2 separate regions of the Homo sapiens genome follow, and region 1 is linked to region 2. A link is an interaction called in ENCODE POLR2A ChIA-PET data of the cell type or tissue named here. Cell type or tissue: HepG2. All regions are shown on one strand. Links, peaks and the distances in the headings refer to the core of each region. The heading gives the core; the rest is flanking DNA. Region 1 overlaps CFAP251 (cilia and flagella associated protein 251). Region 2 overlaps LINC01089 (long intergenic non-protein coding RNA 1089).

Region 1 (2,901 bases), core at 180-2,679, 160 kb after region 2:
GGAGCAGGGCGTCCGCTGCTGGGGAGCAGGGAGTCCACAGCCAGGGAGCAGGGCATCTGCAGCCCAGCATCCTAGAGTGGCATCTCCTCCCTCCTGATGCCATCCTGCACATGCACGTGGGCCCCTGTGCTTTGGCCCCTGTGAGCCCTCACAAGAAACACTGACGATTGTGCCTCGAGTACAGCAGGGCCTGCACTGTCATCCCATTCCCTCATCCACAGCCCTGCTAACTATTCTCCCACCGAGCTTCAGGAGGCTGTGTGACTTGTCCAAGGTCAAACAGGGCAGGACTTGACCCTTGACCCTAGCCCTGACCCCATCCTCTACTCAGCGCTGTGGGGCCTCGACACAGCCCTGGCTTTGGGATCTTACCTGGTCAGCCCTGGAGGGGAGCTTCTGCCTTTGGTTTGGCTGTGTCTTGGGTATGGCTGGAAAGAAGGATGGAGGCAGGAGAAGTTCGAAGGGAGAATGTTTCAGTGATCCACCACGACCACCACCACTGCCACTGCCACCACCACCAGGAGAAGGAAGTCAGGGAACTGGCAGCAGCTGGCTCAGGCTTGAAGACTATCATGGTTTTGAAATGTATCTCAGATAAGACAGGTCCTCAAAAGGCCAGGACCACCCGGGATTTGTTGTTGTTGTTGTTGTTGTTGTTGTTGTTGTAAACAGTTCTTTCCCAGAAGGCACAAGAAAAAATGACTGAGAAATGCCATGTTTTATGGTAGAGAGAAAAATCCAGGACAGTTTCCTTAAACGATTAAAACACTGGAAAGCATGTGTAAAGAGGAGCTTTAGAAAGATTTCAGAATCATTGTGCATAGTTTTTAATGAAAACATACTTTTTGGACAAAGAATATCTCTCAGATATGCGCAGTCCTAAGACACTGAATTGGCAGAGCTGGAGAATGAGGGCTGGCAGACCTCGGGCCTGAAGTTCCTGCTAACAGTCATTCACTGGAGGAAAGAGGCAGGAGGGACTTTTAGACACAAAGTTGGGAGCTTCTGCCTGTTGATGATCAATCTGAAATTAGCATAAAGCATCTTAAAAATTTTTATCAAGGTGATACTCACGTAACATAAAATGAACCATTTGAAAGTGAACAGTTCAGCCGGGCGTGGTGGCTCACGCCCCAGCATTTGGGAGGGGCCGAGGCAGGTGGATCACCTGAGGTCAGGAGTTCGAGACCAGCCTGGCCAACATGGTGAAACCCTGTCTCTACTAAAAATACAAAAATTAGCCGGGCGTGGTGGCATGCACCTGTAATCCCAGCTACGTGGGAGACTGAAGCAGGAAATCTCATGAACCCGGGAGGTGGAAGTTGCAGTGAGGCGGGATTTTACTAGCCACTTTACTCCAGCCTGGGCGACAGAGCTAGACTCTGTCTTAAAAAAAATAAAATAAAATAAAATAAAGAAAGTGAACAGTTCCATGGCATTTAGTACTCATGGTGCTGTGCAACCCCCACTGTAGCTTCAGAGCATTTCCATCATTCCAGAATAAAAGCCCTTGCATAAAGCATCTTGTAAGCTGTAGGAATAAGAAAGCCTCATAACCATGGCTTAATTGGGAAGGAATTGTCTTTTTGTGATAAATCCAAAAGAATGTAAAAATGCATTTAAAAAAGATTTGAAAGAACATGAAAAGGCAGTTCACAGGAAAAGGCCAATAAACCTATGAGCAGATGCTCACTAGTATGTCAAAGATGCAAATGAAAACAAGATATCATTTTTTCACCAATCAGATTAGCAAAGATAAAAATGATTGATAGTGCTTAGCATTGGCAAGAGGCTAGGAAAACGGGCACTCTCATCCGCTTCTGGGGGCGGGTGTGAATCAGTGTAACCTTTTGGGAAAGCAATTTGTCACCCTCTATTAAATTTTATCATATCTTCTGACTTCTAGGAATGTAGCCCACAGAAGTACTCACACAGTATGCCAAGACATAAGTAAACGGATGTCTTGTTTGAAAATATTTTTAAAAATGGAAACAATCCAAATGCCCATTAATAGGGGATGAGTTAAACAATGGTTTGTCAGTACACTGGAACACGATGCTGCTTTTAGAAAAGAAAAAAAAAGGAAGAGTAAGACAGCTCTCTGTGTAATGACGTGGAAATATCTCAAAGATGTAAAATGAGATAAAGCAAATTACCAATGAAGCATGAATAGCATAATTCTATTTTTATATAAAATTATAATTACAAAAGAAATTCTTGAGTCATATACACCAAATTATTACTCATGATTATCTTGGGATAGGGTGCAGCAATGTGGAGATATAGATTTTCTCCTTCTTCTTCTTCTTTTTTTTTTTTTTTTTGAGGCAGGGTCTCACTCTGTTGCCCAGGCTGGAGTGCAGTGGCATGATCTCAGCTCACTGCAGCCTCGACCTCCCAGGCTCAAACAATGCTCCCACCTTAGCCTCAGGCCACCAAGCCAGGCTAATTTTTCATAGAGACAGGAAACTACTATGTTGCCCAGGCTGGACTCGAACTCCTAACCCCAAGCAATCCTCCCACCTTAGCCTCCCAAAGTGCTGGGATTATGGGAATGAGCCACTGCGTTCTGCCCATGACCAGAGTCTTAAAACCTATGTTGAGATTTATGGAATTTTAAAAACTCTTCCCTTCCCTCCCCTCCCCTCCCCTCCCCTTCCCTCCCCTCCCCTCCCCTCTCCTTCCCTCCCCTTCCCTCCCCTCCCCTTCCCTCCCCTCCCCTCCCCTTCCCTCCCCTCCCCCTCCCCCTCCCCTTCTTCTTCCTTTCGATGGAGTCTTGCTCTGTCACCCAGGATGGAGTGCAGTAGCGTGATTTCACCTCATTACAACCTCCACCTCCTAGGTTCAAGCGATTCTCATGCCTCAGCCTCCTGAGTAGCTGGGACTACAGGCGCGCACCAC
Region 2 (2,830 bases), core at 331-2,830:
CAGGAGCACCTGGACCCAAATGGTTCATCAAAGCAATCACAAAGCAGAAATCACAAGGAGGGGGGCTCCGAGACCAAGGGCCGCCATCTCCAGCTGTGGAGCTTCTTAGACACTGAGATGGGAAACTATTCAATACATGAAGTCGGCTAGCGTTAGAATGAAATCAATTACTATGTGCCAAGCGTGGAACGTGGCACTTCTGCGTCAAAACCCCAGGTGTTACCAGGCTAGGGGCTGGAGTCTCAAAATGTGTTCCCAGACCACAGCATCAGCCTCACCTCACCTGGGAACTTGTTAGAAATGCCAGTCCTAAGGACCAACCCACTGAATCAGACACTTGGGCACCAGGCCCGGTGGTCCATTTTCAGTGAGCCCCCCTTCCGGTGTGATTCTGATGCCGGTTCCAGACTAAGAACCACTGATCTAGCCCTGTTTTCGGAGATGGAGAAATAGGCTTGGAGGCTATACCGCTTACGCAAGGCCATAGCTGTTCAATGGCTCGCCAGGTTTCAAATCCAGCTTTGTCTGGTTCTAGAAACAAGGCTTATATACAGGCCTGCCCATTCGGGGACTGGAGAAGAAAACAATCCCAGGAAGGTGGAGAAGCGTCAAGGAAGGCCCTTTCATAGAGAAAGGTGGCCGGAACCTCGGGTCTCTGTTCTTTGCCTCTCTAGCAGCCAGACATCAGAGGACGGCTCACACTGTCACCCCACATGCCCCACGGGGGCGGCTGGAGGGAAGGCCACAGCACAGTTGGGCTTTCTGACAGTGACCTGTGTCTTTCAGAAGTAGGCGGCACCCAGGGCCCTCCCCCCGCCGAAGAACACACAACTGGGAAATACTTGCAAGTGGATCCTCTCGTATGCTGCTATATTCGGCAGAGACTTACACGCCCCAAATGCCTGACAACAGAAGCTGACAGACGGGGATGGATGGCCCCGGCGGCCCAGCAGGCGGCCCTACGCGCTCGCAGCTGGGGGGGGGGGGGTGGGGTGGGGCGGGGCCGCAGAACCAGCCCGGCGTGTTTGGGGTTCGGCCCTCCCTGGGCTGCAGGCCAGAGCCCCCCAAATCTCCCTCACGGTCTGGGCAAGTACTCACACCTACCTTAGTGGGAGGACTGTCAGAGTCAAACTAGGCCTGCCCCTGCCGTTGACAGAAGGAAAGATTGTCCATTCGGGGGGTGCCCGAACGTCGCCCCTTCTCCGGCCCAGAACCTGGAGGAGAGGAAGGTGGAGGGCGGATCAGGGCGTTGGGGGAGAGAGATGTGACCGGCCGAATACACAGCAGACGGGCTCCGGGGCTGAAAGGGAGCACCCCAGACGCCGCCCCTCCCCCAGCGGCCCGGGCGGCCGGGGGTGGCTGAGTCAGAAGGTTCAACCCCGGCCCGGGCGGCGGCTCATCTGCATTTCCAAAGGCCCGCCCCGCCCGCACCCTCCCCGGGAAGGGCCGGAGATCTGAGGCTTCGCCGGGAGCCCCGCGCCTCGGGGGATCCCGGGGCCCCCCCTCCGCTTTCCCAGGCTTCCCCCACCTCCTGCCTGGAGAGCTGGGCTGGAGGGCTGCCCAACGGGGCGTCTGCGGCCACCCCGAGGGCCTCCCGCCCTGAGTGAGGACAAAGGGGGCGACCCCCCGCCCCGCGCTGACTCGGCTCTCAGAGGGCGACTGGGAGGTCGGACCTGGGCGCCCAGAGCTGGGTGGGCAGCGGGGGGCGGCCTGGGGTCAGGGCCAGGCCGGTCCGCGGCTTCCGGAGGAGCCGGTGGGACCCGGGGCGGCCTCGAAGCCCCGCCGACCCCGTGGCCCTCGGCTGCGGGCGCCCGCGCAGGACAAAGACGAAAGAGGGAAGCGGTCCGGGGCGAGGCCTCCTGGTGCCCGCGTGGGCCGCCGGGTCGCCCAGCCCCCTACCCCTGCCGCTCCTCCCGCCCGGCGCGCGGCGGCCGCCACCGCCCCAGCCACGGGCAGCGCGCGAAATGGCGCCCATCAGGCCGCCGCGCCCGGCTGAGGCGAGCGCGGGAGGCGCGGCGCGCGACGCCCCCGAGGCCCACGGCCCCCGAAACGGCCCCCGACACCCGGTCGCCAGCGCTGCGCCCCGCGGGCTCTCGGGGCCCGACCTGGCCGCGGGCCCGCCTCCTGCTCCGGGCTCCCCACGACCGGGGGGACGGAGGAAAGGAGGAAGGAAGGAAAGAGAGCCGCCGCCATTAGCAAAGCAGCCCTGCCCGGCTGGGCCCGCCTGCCAGACCAGCCCGGCCCAGCCGCGACGGGCTCGAAGCCTGTAAAGAAAACTGGTGTTTGGGAGGAGGAGCGAGCGCGGCCGGGAGGACAGCAGCTCCGGGCTGCGGGCGGAGATGCTGCGTCATGGTGCCAACATGGACGCCGGCCTTTTGTCCTCCTTCGCGTTGCCAGCGCAGGCGCGCCCCGGAGCCCCGAGAAGCCGGCTTCGGGGTGCGGAATCCTCACGATCGAAAGGAAAGTGGGCCCAAGGCTGGGCGATGAGGCTCCCTAGTGTTTTAAGCCCCCCCGTCTCCAAAGCACTTCAATTTCTTCTCCCCATCCAGGTTCAGACCTGGGAAGAGCGAGGGGGCGAAGGCAGGCGGCTCCATGGACCCCCGAGGGTCGCTGCGAAGCCCGTCTTCTCGCCCTTGGGGCAGAAGAGGCACAGGGGTCCGAAGAGCCCTTCGTGTCCCAACCCCCCGCCCACTGCCCGCTCCGGCTGCCAAATACAATGCTCCAGAATCCTCCTTCTCCTCTCAGCTCCCAAACACTTGCAGCCCTTGCTTGGCCTGCAAAAGGGTTTCCTCGAAGGGGCAAAAGGCACTTTTTATCTTTCTTACTTACC

The links. ChIA-PET counts read pairs that join two places held together with the same protein. Peaks named below come from ENCODE experiments on the same cell type or tissue, not always from the same donor. Only the 100,000 strongest peaks of a DNase experiment are listed, where the experiment ranks them.
Region 1: POLR2A ChIA-PET joins it to region 2 with 5 read pairs; 4 of 35 experiments call an interaction of 5 or more read pairs at or near these places.

What each region holds. Positions count from the first base shown.
Region 1 is chr12:121,963,514-121,966,414 of GRCh38, forward strand. The region is part of intron 15 of CFAP251 (cilia and flagella associated protein 251); the gene reads left to right. Among named protein-coding and RNA genes, the nearest start is that of CFAP251, 46 kb to the left of the region's middle. In HepG2, for the core only: no CTCF peak of the experiment used is centred there; no DNase peak of the experiment used is centred there.
Region 2 is chr12:121,798,743-121,801,572 of GRCh38, forward strand. LINC01089 (long intergenic non-protein coding RNA 1089) reads right to left here. Exons shown (of 4, transcript NR_152740.1): 3 at 1,105-1,214. It also overlaps a transcript of SETD1B not described here. Among named protein-coding and RNA genes, the nearest start is that of LINC01089, 2.8 kb to the right of the region's middle. RefSeq lists enhancers at 259-798, 799-1,338, 2,229-2,348, 2,409-2,508, 2,529-2,588 and 1 more and silencers at 1,129-1,178, 1,209-1,628, 1,699-2,038, 2,049-2,118. In HepG2, for the core only: a CTCF peak has its summit at 867; DNase peaks (open chromatin) are centred at 859, 1,469 and 2,311; H3K4me3 peaks cover 2,222 bases.